Linked DNA regions of Homo sapiens: region 1 is linked to region 2. Evidence: read pairs that join two places in POLR2A ChIA-PET (ENCODE). Cell type or tissue: PC-9. All regions are shown on one strand. Links, peaks and the distances in the headings refer to the core of each region. The heading gives the core; the rest is flanking DNA.

What was found. ChIA-PET counts read pairs that join two places held together with the same protein. Peaks named below come from ENCODE experiments on the same cell type or tissue, not always from the same donor. Only the 100,000 strongest peaks of a DNase experiment are listed, where the experiment ranks them.
Region 1: POLR2A ChIA-PET joins it to region 2 with 5 read pairs; 10 of 35 experiments call an interaction of 5 or more read pairs at or near these places.

What each region holds. Positions count from the first base shown.
Region 1 is chr9:129,543,437-129,549,699 of GRCh38, reverse strand. No RefSeq gene overlaps it. Among named protein-coding and RNA genes, the nearest start is that of LINC00963, 58 kb to the right of the region's middle. RefSeq lists an enhancer at 1,085-1,585. In PC-9, for the core only: no CTCF peak of the experiment used is centred there; no DNase peak of the experiment used is centred there.
Region 2 is chr9:129,163,683-129,169,945 of GRCh38, reverse strand. No RefSeq gene overlaps it. Among named protein-coding and RNA genes, the nearest start is that of IER5L, 11 kb to the left of the region's middle. RefSeq lists an enhancer at 1,660-2,649. In PC-9, for the core only: no CTCF peak of the experiment used is centred there; DNase peaks (open chromatin) are centred at 1,705 and 2,765; H3K4me3 peaks cover 1,692 bases; H3K27ac peaks cover 2,769 bases.

The sequences.
Region 1 (6,263 bases), core at 412-5,411, 380 kb before region 2:
GTCCTCCTCTCTGGTTGGGCTGTGGGTTGAGGGGCTCTGGACCAGACACCGGCCTACCCCGTGAGCCTCCTCCTATTTTTCTTTCTCTTTCTCTCTCTCCTCTCCCTCTGTTCCTGTGTGTCTGACAGCCTCTCTGTCACGCACACACATTGTATTGCTTCTGTCAGTAGACTGAATGCATTCGGTGCCACCTAGATACCAGCCAGGTCCTGGGCCTTGCACTGGGCCCTGGACGGCACCTGGGCTGAGCCGGAAACAGCCCCTGCCCTCTGAGAACTCAGGCCCTGGCAGGCAGAGTGGAGGCTGCCCAGGGAGGAGGGTAAAAGCTGAACTCTGGAGTCCAGTCAGTAGCTTTGGGTTTAAATTCCGCCCTTCCACTTCCTGGCTGGGTGTGTCCTTGGGCAAATTATACTTGGAACCTCAGCTGGCCCAGCTGTCAAATGGGAATAGAATTGTCAGTCGGCGCCACCTCATGGGGCTAGGTTGGGAGGGTTTAAGGAGATAACACCAGTAGCTCTTGGCATACACGGTCCCTTTTAGTAAGCTTCCAGCATGGAAGGAAGTACGAGGACAGAGACTGGACAAGAACCGAGGGTCCATTTGGAGTCCTTAGAATCGATGCCTTTGAGCAGACAGACTCCCCAGCAGCCCTGCAGGCATCATCAGAGAATAACCGAGTTTTCTAACCCCCTCATGTCAGACCACTATCATTCAAGCACAACCATGGGTGTGAGCCCCAGTTGGGAAAGTTTACTATTAAGGCTCTAAAAGAAGCCTGCAAATACTGGAGCCCAGTGCATAAATAGAGAGGGAGCCTCAGCTGAGACGCCTGAGCTAAGTGTCCAGGAGGCAGGGGGATTTGGGCCAGGGCTGGTGGGTGTATCATGGCACTCCAGGAACAAACAGGGAGCCAAAGGCAAAGGTCCAAAGCATGACTTCCACAAGGACACACACACACTCAGACCAACCAGGGTCAAGGCTCCAGTTCTTGTTTCACGGGTCCTGGTGGAGCCTGGCCGCTTGCCTCTGGACACAGCAGCCCGGGAAGTCACCACCTTCCGGCGGGCTGGGACAGGGTTTCCTCTGAGCCCAGCAAAGCAGCAGGCAGGACGTGCTGCTGCCTTCTGGGAGAGTTGGCCTTGCAGAGCCTGGGAAGGGGCAGACGAGGGAAGGAGGCCTGTCACATAGGGTTCTTCCAGAGATGGGTCGGGCCCTTGCAGATCTTAGAGCCTCCGTGAGATCCTGGGCTTCTCAGAGAAAGGTTTGTAGCAAGTGGGGAGGGGACAGGGCAGCCAGGAACAGCCTGTGCTCACTGCTGCATGTACATCACTCCTTGGGACCTCAAGATCTGGTTCTGGCTCTGTCCCTGAGCCAGTGGCCCTCTCCAGGCCGTGAGCCCTGGAAACTTCAGCCAATCACAAAGTGACAGTTGGCACTGAGTTGGCACTTAGGACATGCCATGAGCTTAAAGGTATTGTCTCCCAGCAATCCTAGGGAGTTGGTACTCATTACATTCCTTTCTATGGATGAGGAGACTGAAAGGCAGGGCCTGAGCTGCTGACACGCAGTCAGTCACCGGTGAAGCTGGAACTCAAAGCCAGCCTTGCCAGACACCCAGGTCTGAGCTCTTAACTGTGAGCTGCGAACCCCCTCCAAGGTGGACCCAAGAGACGTGCAGCAAGGAGTGGGCAGTGGTGAGAAGCTCCCCCACCCCCCTGCTGCCAGGCTTCCTCCAGTAATGTGCCCATTTTACAGATGAGCTACCAGGATTTCGCTTTGGTGACTTGCCCAAGGCTGCACTGCTCAAGAATGGAGTCCATAAAAAAATAAAATCTGAGCAGATTGGAGCTGCAAGGGGGCTCAGAGCTCTTCTAATCAAAGCTTATTTTCCAGTCAGGGAAACTGGTCCAAAAAAGGCCAGGCCTCCCGGGACCGACTGGAGCTCTTTCTCCATCATCTTGGGCCACACAACCCTCCCCAGTGGATCCATAGCCCGCTAACTAGTGAGTCCCATTGAGTGGAAATGGAAGGTGGATTAGGGAGAACAGCTCAATAAAAGAGTCCAAGTTTTGGCCGGGCGCGGTAGCTCACACCTGTAATCCCAGCACTTTGGGAGGCCGAGGCAGGCGGATCACCTGAGGTTAGGAGTTCGAGGAGTTCGAGACCAGCCTGGCCAACGTGATGAAACCCCATCTCTACTAAAAATACACACAAAAATATTAACCAGGCGCAGTGGTGTGCACCTGTAGTCTCAGCTGCTTGGGAGGCTGAGGCAGGAGAATCGCTTGAACCCGGGAGGTAGAGGTTGCAGTGAGCCAAGATTGTGCCATTGTAATGGCAGCAAGAATGAAACTCTATCTCAAAAAAAGAGTCCAAGATTCACCCAGGGGCGGATGAAAGAACTCCCTGAGCCCTGGTGGAATTCCCCAGCGTGGGAGAGGGAGAGTGCAGCCCATGGGGGCAGGTCACAGCCCACACTCTTCCTTCAGGATCTTCTCAGCTCCCAGAGCTACCTTGCCTTTCCTGGCCCTGTGGAGGGGAGAATGAGGGCAGAGCAGGGAAAGTGGAGGGGTCCTGGGGCCCTCTGGGGAGAGGGAGCTTCTGTTGCTGTCCCAGCTCATGGGGTGTCCCTTGATAACCAGGAGAGAAGACTTTTCCTTCGCCCCCTTTCCTTCCTTCTCTCCATTCCTCTCCTGCTCCAACAACCAGAAGTGTGAGGCGGAAGCCCTGAAGTTTCTTGGTTTTGCATCTGCAGAATAGGGGTGCTGCCCTCCACATCCTTCAGTCTAGGGTGCTAGGAGCCCAGCAGTCTGTGATCCTGCTATGGAGAGGCTGGGAGCCCAGCGCTCTGATAAGTTGAGGCTAACATTTCATGTATTCATCCTTCTGAGAGATGAGGCCCCTTATTGGTGCCAGGCCAGCCCTACACTAGGGGCTGGGGTGCAGCCATGAATGAAGGAGACCCACACCTGCCCCCGTGGAGTCCCAGGTGAGAAGGTCTAGTTCTCAGCCTGAGAGTCAAATGTTGTGAGTCTACAAGAGCCTTATTCCCACCACATGGCTCTGTCAGACCCGTGATGTTTCTGGAAGCAGGAAGGAGGAAAGAAGGAGTGGAGAAAGGTGGGGTCACACAAGGGCACTAATTTTAATGTTCACTTTCAGTGAATGTAATCTTCTGGGATCTAGCACACCTACAATTTTGAGTGCCTTAAAATGCCACTGCTAATAGACTCATAGCACTTGTGTCTTTCAGGGGACCGTTCTCTGAAGCATCACAAATGCTCTGTGAACATTCATTAATTAGGACCCAATTAAATAGTTATCATTGGCTGAAAATATATTTATTGCAACGCGTTTGACCAGCTACTGGTTTCCCGGCTGGGCCTCCACATGTGTAGTTGTGCTTGAATGATGGTGGCCTGACAGGAGGGGTTAGAACATCGGGTTATCCTCTGACAATGCCTGCAGGGCTGCTGGGGAGTCTGTCCGCTCAAGGGCATTGATTCTAAGGACTTTCAATGGACCCTCAGTTCTTACCCAGTCTCTGTCTTGGTGCCTTCTTCCATGCTGGGAGCTTACTACAAGGGACTGTGTATGCCAGAGTCTTCCAGAAGAAAAATTCAAGGTTGAGCAATAACCTGGTTGCTCACGCCTGAAGTCCTTCCCTTTCCTTTTTTTTTTTTTTGAGATGGAGTCTCGCTCTCTCACCCAGGCTGGAGTGCAGTGGCACAATCTCGGCTCACTGCAACCTCTGCCTCCCAGGTTCAAGCGATTCTCCTGCCTCAGTCTCCCGAATAGCTGGAACTACGGGCACACACCACCACACCCAGCTAAATTTTGTATTTTTAGTAGAGACGGGGTTTCACCATATTGGTCAGGCTGGTCTTGAACTCCTGACCTCAAGTGAGCCACCCGCCTCAGCCTCCCAAAGTGCTGGGATTACAGGCGTGAGCCACCATGCCCAGCCCTGAAGTCCCTTTTAACTCTGTCATTCGGTAGCCCCCGAAGTCTCTTACCCAGTGGTCTAGAGCTCCTCCCGTTCTCTGCCTTCTACTAGAGGAAATTTCCCTCTAGAGGAAGTGCTGCTTGGCCAGGCTCTGTGTTGGCATTGGGGTGGAGGATGAAGGAGATACGTCATATACTGAACTCTTAAGGCCCAGCCCTGTGTCAGACCGGGGCTGAACACCTTGCACTGAATCCGCTTAAGAGCTCTGAGAAGTAGAGAATGGGTTCCAGTACAACAGGGAGGCAAACTTGAGTTACCTGAAATTCCTCACCAAGATTTCCCCAGGGGACTGGGGAGGATGGGGGCTGCGTGGCTGGCATGGAGATCTAGGATTCTCTGGCCCTCCAAGAGCAGAACAGCAGGTGGGACCAGAAGCCCCCCACCCAAGACTGGGCTGATGTGGCACAAAGGAAGGAAGCACGTAGGATCAGCTGCTAGGGAGGTGTTTCAGAAGCAGACAGAGAAGGAAAGCTTGTTTTTAGCAGTGGCCACCAATGTGGAATTTTGAAGGTATTTGTGTAAAGGGGAACCCTGGGACCATGTGAGACACTGTGCCACTCCATCATTTTTTGAAAATGACTGGGACATTTAGTACCCTGCTTGTATTCAGGTTACATACGATGACAGACACCAAGCCGAATGTGCCTAAGGAAAAGGAGAACTTAGGAGTCCACGTGAAACAAAACAGGGATAAGGACAGGAATGGAGCAGCCCTGAGTAAGGATGAGATCATGAGACTCAAATACTTCCAGACCCCTAGCTGTTCCTGTCTTCCTTCTGCCTCTGAGAAACATCTCGGTCTCATTTCTGTCCACCGCATATGGGGTTTCTCTGGGGAGGTGGAGAGTAGGAGGGGTGATTTTTTATTTTTTTAAGTTTTATTTATTTATTTTTGAGACGGTGTCTCTGTTGCTCAGGCTGGAGTGCAGTGGCATGATCTCGGCTCACTGCAACCTCTGCCTCCCAGGTTCAAGCAATTCTCCTGCCTCAGCCTCCCGAGTAGCTGGGATTACAGGTGCGTGCCACCACACCTGGCTCATTTTTTTTTGGTTTTTTTGTTTTTTTTTTGAGATGGAGTCTTGCTCTGTTGCCCAGGCTGGAGTGCAGTGGTACCATCTCAGCTCACTGCAATCTCTGCCTCCCGGGTTCAAGCGATTCTCCTGCCTCAGCCTCCTGAGTAGCTGGGATTACAGGTGCGCACCACCACGCCTGGCTAATTTTTGTATTTTTAGTAGAGACAGTGTTTCATCCTGTTGGTCAGGCTGGTCTTGAACTCCTGACCTTGTGATCTGCCCACCTTGGCCTCCCAAAGTGCTGGGATTACAGGCATGAGCCATCGCGCCCGGCCAAAGCGTGATTTTTTAAAATGCTGATTTCTTTTCTTTAATGGCCATTGATTTATTTAGGGTTTCTCTTGTTTTTGTGTGTGTGTGTGTGTGTGTGTGTGTGTTTTGAGGCTGAGTCTCACTTTGTCGCCCAGGCTGGAGTGCAGTGGTGCGATCTCAGCTCACTGCAAGCTCCGCCTCCCGGGTTCACGCCATTCTCCTGCCTCAGCCTCCCGAGTAGCTGGGACTACAGGCGCCCGCCACCACGCCCGGCTAATTTTTTGTTTGTATTTTTAGTAGAGATGGGCTTTCACTGTGCTAGCCAGGATGGTCTTGATCTCCTGACCTCGTGATCCACCCGCCTCGGCCTCCCAAAGTGTTGGGATTACAGGCGTGAGCCACCGCACCCGACAGGGTTTCTCTTGTTTTTGAATAAACTTTGATCATTTATGCTTTCCTGTAAATTCTCTATTTCATTTATGATTCTTAAAACTTCCAGTCTATCTGTAGTTTCATACTTTTTAAAATTCCTAATGTTAGATATTTGTGCCTTTACTCTTCTTTTCCTTGATTAATCTTGCTAGATGTTCTTCTATTTTGTCATTTCAAAGAAACAGCTTTGGGCTTTATTGAATATTCTGTAATTGTTGATTTCCTTTTCATTGATGCTCTTATCTTTATTGTTTATTCCCTTCCACTGTTGTTTTTTGTTTGTTTGAAGCTTCTTTAGTTAGTTGAAAGCTTTACACATGTATGTTTTAGTCATTCTTGTTTTAAAGTAAATGCACTTAAGATTATATATTTCTCCATAAATGTCCTTTTAGTTGCATTCTGCAAATTTTGTTTTGTATTGAGCAAATATTTCATATTGAGCAAATATTTCATAATTCCCATTGGGATTTCTGTTGTCTTTGAGTGGGCTCAGTGAATAA
Region 2 (6,263 bases), core at 366-5,365:
CCCGGGAGATGGAGGTTGCAGTGAGCCAAGATCTTGCCACTGCATTCCAGCCTGGGTGACAGAGTGAGACTCCGTCTCAGAAAAAAAAAAAAGAAAAGAAAAACACAGGTAGAAGGACCATGGTGATATCCAAAAGAAAAAATGCACATATATATATATATATATATATATTTTTTTTTTTTTTTTTTTTTTTTTGAGACAGAGTTTAGTTCTTGTCACCCAGGCTGGAGTGCAGTGGTGCAATCTCGGCTCACTGCAACCTCCACCTCCCAGGTTTAAGCAATTCTCCTGCCTCAGCCTCCCGAGTAGCTGCGATTACAGGCGTGTGCCACCACGCCTTGTTAATTTTTTTATATTAGTAGAGACGGGGTTTTCACCATGTTGGCTAGGCTGGTCTCAAACTCCTGACCTCACTAGCCTCGGCCTCCCAAAGTGCTGGGATTACAGGCGTGAGCCACTGTGCCACCTATATTTACAGATTGTGTAACTGAACTAGATATAAAGTGGATATCAGTAAATATATTTACTCCAATAAAAAAGAAAAACACAGGTACCAATATCAAATTCCATGTCTACCTGTGAGTGTGGTTATCTGCCTGTTTCATTCATTCAGTAAATGCATTCAGGCAAGGCCCGGTGGCTTACACCTGTAATCCCAGCACTTTGGGAAGCCGAGGCAGGAGGCTAGCTTGAGCCCAGGAGTTCGAGACCAGTCTGGGCAACATGGTGAGACCCTGCATCTACAAAAAATAAATTAGCCAGGCATGGTGGTGCCCGCCTGTAGTCCCAGCTACTTGGGAGGCTGAGGCAAAAGGATGGCTTGAGCCCAGGAGGTCGAGGCTGCAGTGAGCCATGATTGCACCACTGCGCTCCAGCCTTAGTGACAGTGAGACCTTGTCTCAAAAAATAAATATACACACATTCACCCATTCAAATATTTATTGAGTACCTATATATGCCAGGCACTGTGCTAGGCACCAAGGATGCAGCCATGAACAAGACAAACGAAGGGCCCTCCCCTCATAGAGCTTACATTCTAGTGGTGGGGGGAGGTGTGCAGACAATACACAAGGCAACAAACAAGTAGATAAGTGTTTCAGGAAAATAAACACAGTGCTAGAAAAATTGGTAAGGGCCCGTGGCTCATGCCTGTAATCCCAGCACTTTGGGAGGCCGAGGTGAGCTGATCAGTTGAGGCCAGGAGTTTAAGACCGGCCTGGCCAACATGGTGAAACCCCGTCTCTACCAAACATACAAAAATTAGCCTAGCGTGGAGGCGCGTGCCTGTAATCCCAGCTACTCGGAAAGTGAGACAGGAGAATCACTTGCACCTAGGAAGCAGCTGCTGGAGTGAGCCAAGATCACAGCACCATTGCACCCCAGCCTGGATGACAGAACGAGACTCAAAAAAAAAAAGTCTCAAAAAAAAAGAAAGGACTGGTTGGAGGGGGAGGGGGTGGGGGTGGCACCAGTTTAGATATTTTGATCAGAGAAGGTGATATTTCAACTGACACCTGAACAGATCAGCTCTATTAGTATACGACAGGCTATGCTGCAGTAACAAATTAATCCCTGCATCTCAAAGATTTAACACAAGGATTTCTTTCTCTTTTAAGATCTCCAGCAGGTAGAAAGGATTTGTTTCTTGACCATGCAAAGTCTGAGTCAGACTGCCAGGTCTCCTAGGCTGCTGCCCTCCATACGGTGACTCAGCAATTCAGCCTGCGTCTATCTCAACACAAGGCTTCCAGAATCTCCACCGTGGCACAGAATGAGAGCTGGGGAGTCCTGCAAGGGCTCTTCATGGCCTCAGCCTGGAAGTGATTCTCCTCACTCACACTCAGAGCACATTGGCCAGAATGAGTCCCAGGCCCTCATCTAACTGCAAGGGGGCTGGGAAAAGCAGTTTTCTTGGGTAACTGGGAAGGAAAGGCGAGTACACATGGATGAGCGCTAGAAGTCTCTACCATAGCAGCTGGACAAACAACGGTGGAGGAGCATTCCAGGCAGAAGGAACGGAAAAGGTGAAGACTAAACACATGAGGCCAGGCGCGGTGGCCCACGCCTTAATCCCAGCACTTTGGGAGGCCAAGGCGAGCAGATCACCTGAAGTCAGGGTGAGACCAGCCTGGCCAGCATGGCGAAACCCTGTCTCTACTAAAAATACAAAAATTGGCTGGGCATGCTGGTGTGTGCACCTGTAATCCCAGCCACTTGGGGGACTGACAGAGGAGAATCGCTTGAACCCGGGAGGCGGAGGTTGCAGTGAGCCAAGATCACACCATTGCACTCTAGCCAGGGCAAGAAGAACGAAACTCCGGCAAAAAAAAAAAAAAAAAAAAAAGAAGAAGAAAAGAAAGGAGAGAGAGAGAAAAAAAAGAAAATGAATAAATTTAGCATGTTCATAGAACTGGCTGAGAGAGAGGGCAAGTGGGAGAGGCAGGAGATGGGGCCAGAAAGAAAAGCAGGAGGTGCTCAGATTGTATTCTAATCACAGTGGATGAGAGTTCCATCCGGGGCATCAGTCAGAGCTGGATTCCAATCCCAGCTTTGCCCCTGTAGGATCGAGGGAGCAGCCTGACTTTTCTGAGACTCAGTCTCCTCAAAGGAAGCTGGGACCAGTTACAACCTGTGAAGGTCTTCCTGCTCCGTGCCCAATGCACAACACGCAGAACTAGTGGCAACTATGAACGTTATAGGAACTTCCTTCCTCTCCCGGGTCAGGGACGGGAGGGGAGGGTGCCTGAGGGAGGGAGGGGGCGGGGAGTACGCCAGTATAAACACACCCTGAGTCAGCCGCCCCAACCAGTTTTCCTAGTTGTGCGGGGCCAGCTGGGGCTCCAGACCAATCCAGGATCTGCCCCTCTTCCCCCAGAGACTATGCCCCACAAACACACCCATCCAAGGGACCCTCAGCAAAGACGGAACATGGGAGAGCATCCCAAGCTATGTGAGGGTTCCTTGTGGAGCACTCCTCATTGTAAGTTGTTAAATATCAGATGAGTGACTGTGAGACTGTGGACCACCAGGCACAAGGCCAAGCACCGGAGGGATTCCCAGGGCCATCTCTACCCAGGACCACCCCTACCCAGGGTGCCCGTCCAAAGCCCAGGCTGGCAGTTCCAAGCTCAGCCTCCAAAGCCACATAGAGCTCAAGACAAACCATGCTCTGCTGCTTTTTTTTTTCTTTTTTTTTTTTTTGAGACACAGTTTTGCTCTTGTTGCCCAGGATCTCAGCTCACCGAAACCTCCGCCTCCCAGGTTCAAGCAATTCTACTGCCTGAGCCTCCTGAGTCCCGAGTAGCTGGGATTACAGGCATGCGCCACCACACCCGGCTAATTTTGTATTTTTAGTAGAGACGGGGTTTCTGCATGTTGGTCAGGCTGGTCTCAAACTCCCGACCTCAGGTGATCCACCCGCCTCGGCGTCCCAAACTGCTGGGATTACAGGGGTAAGCCACCACGCCTGGCCAGCTCTGCTGCTTTCTAGGTGACAATAAGCTCTTTCCTTCACCTCCCTGAGCCTCCAGTCCCTTGTCTGCAAAATGAAGACATGCATGGGGGCACCTGCCTGTGCAGTAAGGCTGCTACAGCTCAGAGTCTGACATACAGTGAGTGCCCAGTAAATGAGAGCTGCAATATTGGCACTGGTCAGCTCTGCCCAGATAACTTTTCATTGCAAAATGCATGACAGTTTTCCTACTGACTCTCCTGTTGAACAAAATTATGACTTAACAGGCCAGGCGTAGTGGCTCACACCTGTAATCCCAGCACTTTGGGAGGCCGAGGCTGGAGGATCCCTTGAGTCCAGAAGTCTAAGACCAGCTTGCGCAACATAGTGAAACTCCGTCTCAACAAAAAATACAAAAATTACACTTTGGGAGGCCGAGGCGGGCGGATCACAAGGTCAGGGGTTTGAGACCAGACTGGCCAATATAGCGAAACCCCGTGTCTACTAAAAATACAAAAAATGAGATGGGCATGGTGGCAGGCACCCGTAATCCCAGCTACTTGGGAGGCTGATGCAGGAGAATCGCTTGAACATGGGAGGCAGAGGTTGCAGTGAGCTGAGATCATGCCACTGCACTCCAACCCAGGCGACAGTGCAAGACTCCATCTCAAAAAAAAAAAAAATTAGCCAGGCATGTTGGTGCACACCTATAGTCCCAGCTACTAGGGAGGTTGAGGTTGGAGGATCACTTGAGCCTGGTAGATCTAGGCTACAGTGAGCTGTGATTGTGCCTCTGCACTCCAGCCTGGGAGACAGAGCAAAACCCTGTCTCAAAAGAAAAAAAAGTAACATGCATCTTTTCCAGCGGGACCCAATCAAGATCTTTTTACTCTGGAGTTGGGGGAAGAGACAGGAGGAAGTGCCTTAGAAACTTTGTTGGATTTTTTTGTCTTTCCATAGATTAGGACTCATATTTTTTAAAAGATTAGTCCCCAGGAAGGTGTCTGATTATCTTCAGGACCTGGCTGTGCCTGACAGTCAACATTCACTCAGGATAGATGCTTGATGATTGAATGAATGAATGAAGTGATGGATGAATGAATGAATGAATGAATGGACTCCATTCTAGGGAGTGGCTTAAAGAGGAAACAGTAAGATATTGCTCTGCCTATCCTCCTCCAATCAGACCCTTCCCCACTACCTCTGGGCCTCTGACTCCTCCCCCTTCTGCCCCCCAAATCCAGTTATTTCCTGATGTTTCTTTTTCTTTTTTTGGAGACAGAGTCTCACTCTATTGCCCAGGCTGGAGTGCAATGGCACAATCTTGGCTCACCACAACATCCGCCTCCCAGATTCAAGTGATTCTCCTGCCTCAGCCTCCCAAGTAGCTGGGATTACAGGCTTGCGCCACCACACCCAGCTCATTTTTGTATTTTTAGTAGAGACAGGGTTTCGCCATGTTGGCCAGGCTGGTCTTGAACTCCTGACCTCAGGCAATCCGCCCATCTTGGCCTCCCAAAGTGCTGGGATTACAGGTGTGAGCCACCGTGCCCGGCCTTCCTGATGTTTCTTAAACATTCCATGCATCCTTCCTGCTGTCCTCCCAGCTCCCTGGCACCCTCCAGGCCACTACACACACACACACACATACACACACACACACACACACCACAGAGTGGAAATCCAGTACACACACACACACACACACACACACACCCCCAGTGTGGAAGTCCAGTGTCTCCTTTAACACCCACATCAAACAGCCTGGGGAGAACTGGGAAGACTGGGGAATAAAGCTTCCCTTTGTTCATAAAAAGAAATCCAGGCCTAAGACAGATAAAGGACGTGGCCCCAGAACAGGACAGATCCATGTGGGGAGGGGCAGTGAGACCTCTAGGCAACCTGCAGACATTCCAAGTTGATGGACAGCTCCAAGATTCTTTAAGCCAAGAAAGGGATTCGGGTGTCGAGATTCCTGGGCCTTGGATCCTCTCCTCTCAGGGTCCCATATTGTTCAGGCCTCAGAAACTCAGCTAAAGCTGGCTGAAGCAAAGAGCGGATTTATTTCCTGGCACAGAAACAGGGAAGTCCATGGGTGTTTCGGCTCAGGCGTAGCTGGATCCAGAGGCTCACATGATGTCATCAGGGCTTATTCGTTACCTCTCCTTGGCCTCTTCTTAGGTTTTCTCTGCGGCCAGAACAAGAAGGCCACTGGCCAGGGATCGTGCAGTCACACAGGGCCCCATGTTCAAATGAGCCCATGCTTGGAGTCTAATGCTCTGCTGTCTTGAAATTCAACATCATTTTATCGTTGAGTTTGTGTTGAGTGAAGTCTGAGACAGTGGAGCGTGTTTGAAGCTTCGACTCAGGTGCAGTCCTGTCTCCTGCCACCTCCCCACCTCCCTGAGACAGGTTCTTGGTCCCCCTGCTACCCTGCCCCCTGGCACTCTGGTGCCCTGGCTCTGCCTGGCCTCTCCCTCCCATCCTCGGCAGGGACCTGGGCACAGGCGTAGAGAGGGTTGAGTTCAGGCATCCGTGAGCAGCACCTTGCAGGGCACGGTGACAGCCGCCACTGCTGTGCATTAGCAGCACCACAGCCTGACTGGCAGCCAACCAGAGACCGTGTCTAGACGTGGGGTGAACCTTTCACCTACCCCGATCTGGGTACTGAGGTCCTTAGAGACCACTCCTCTGCTGTAGGTTGAGGTGGGGGCCTGTGGGAAGGGGAGGTACCAGGACTCAGGACATCAGCCCAGTGGTTGGTTGGAAGGTTAATCCAGCAGCTGCCAGGCCCCATCTAGAGAGAGCACGC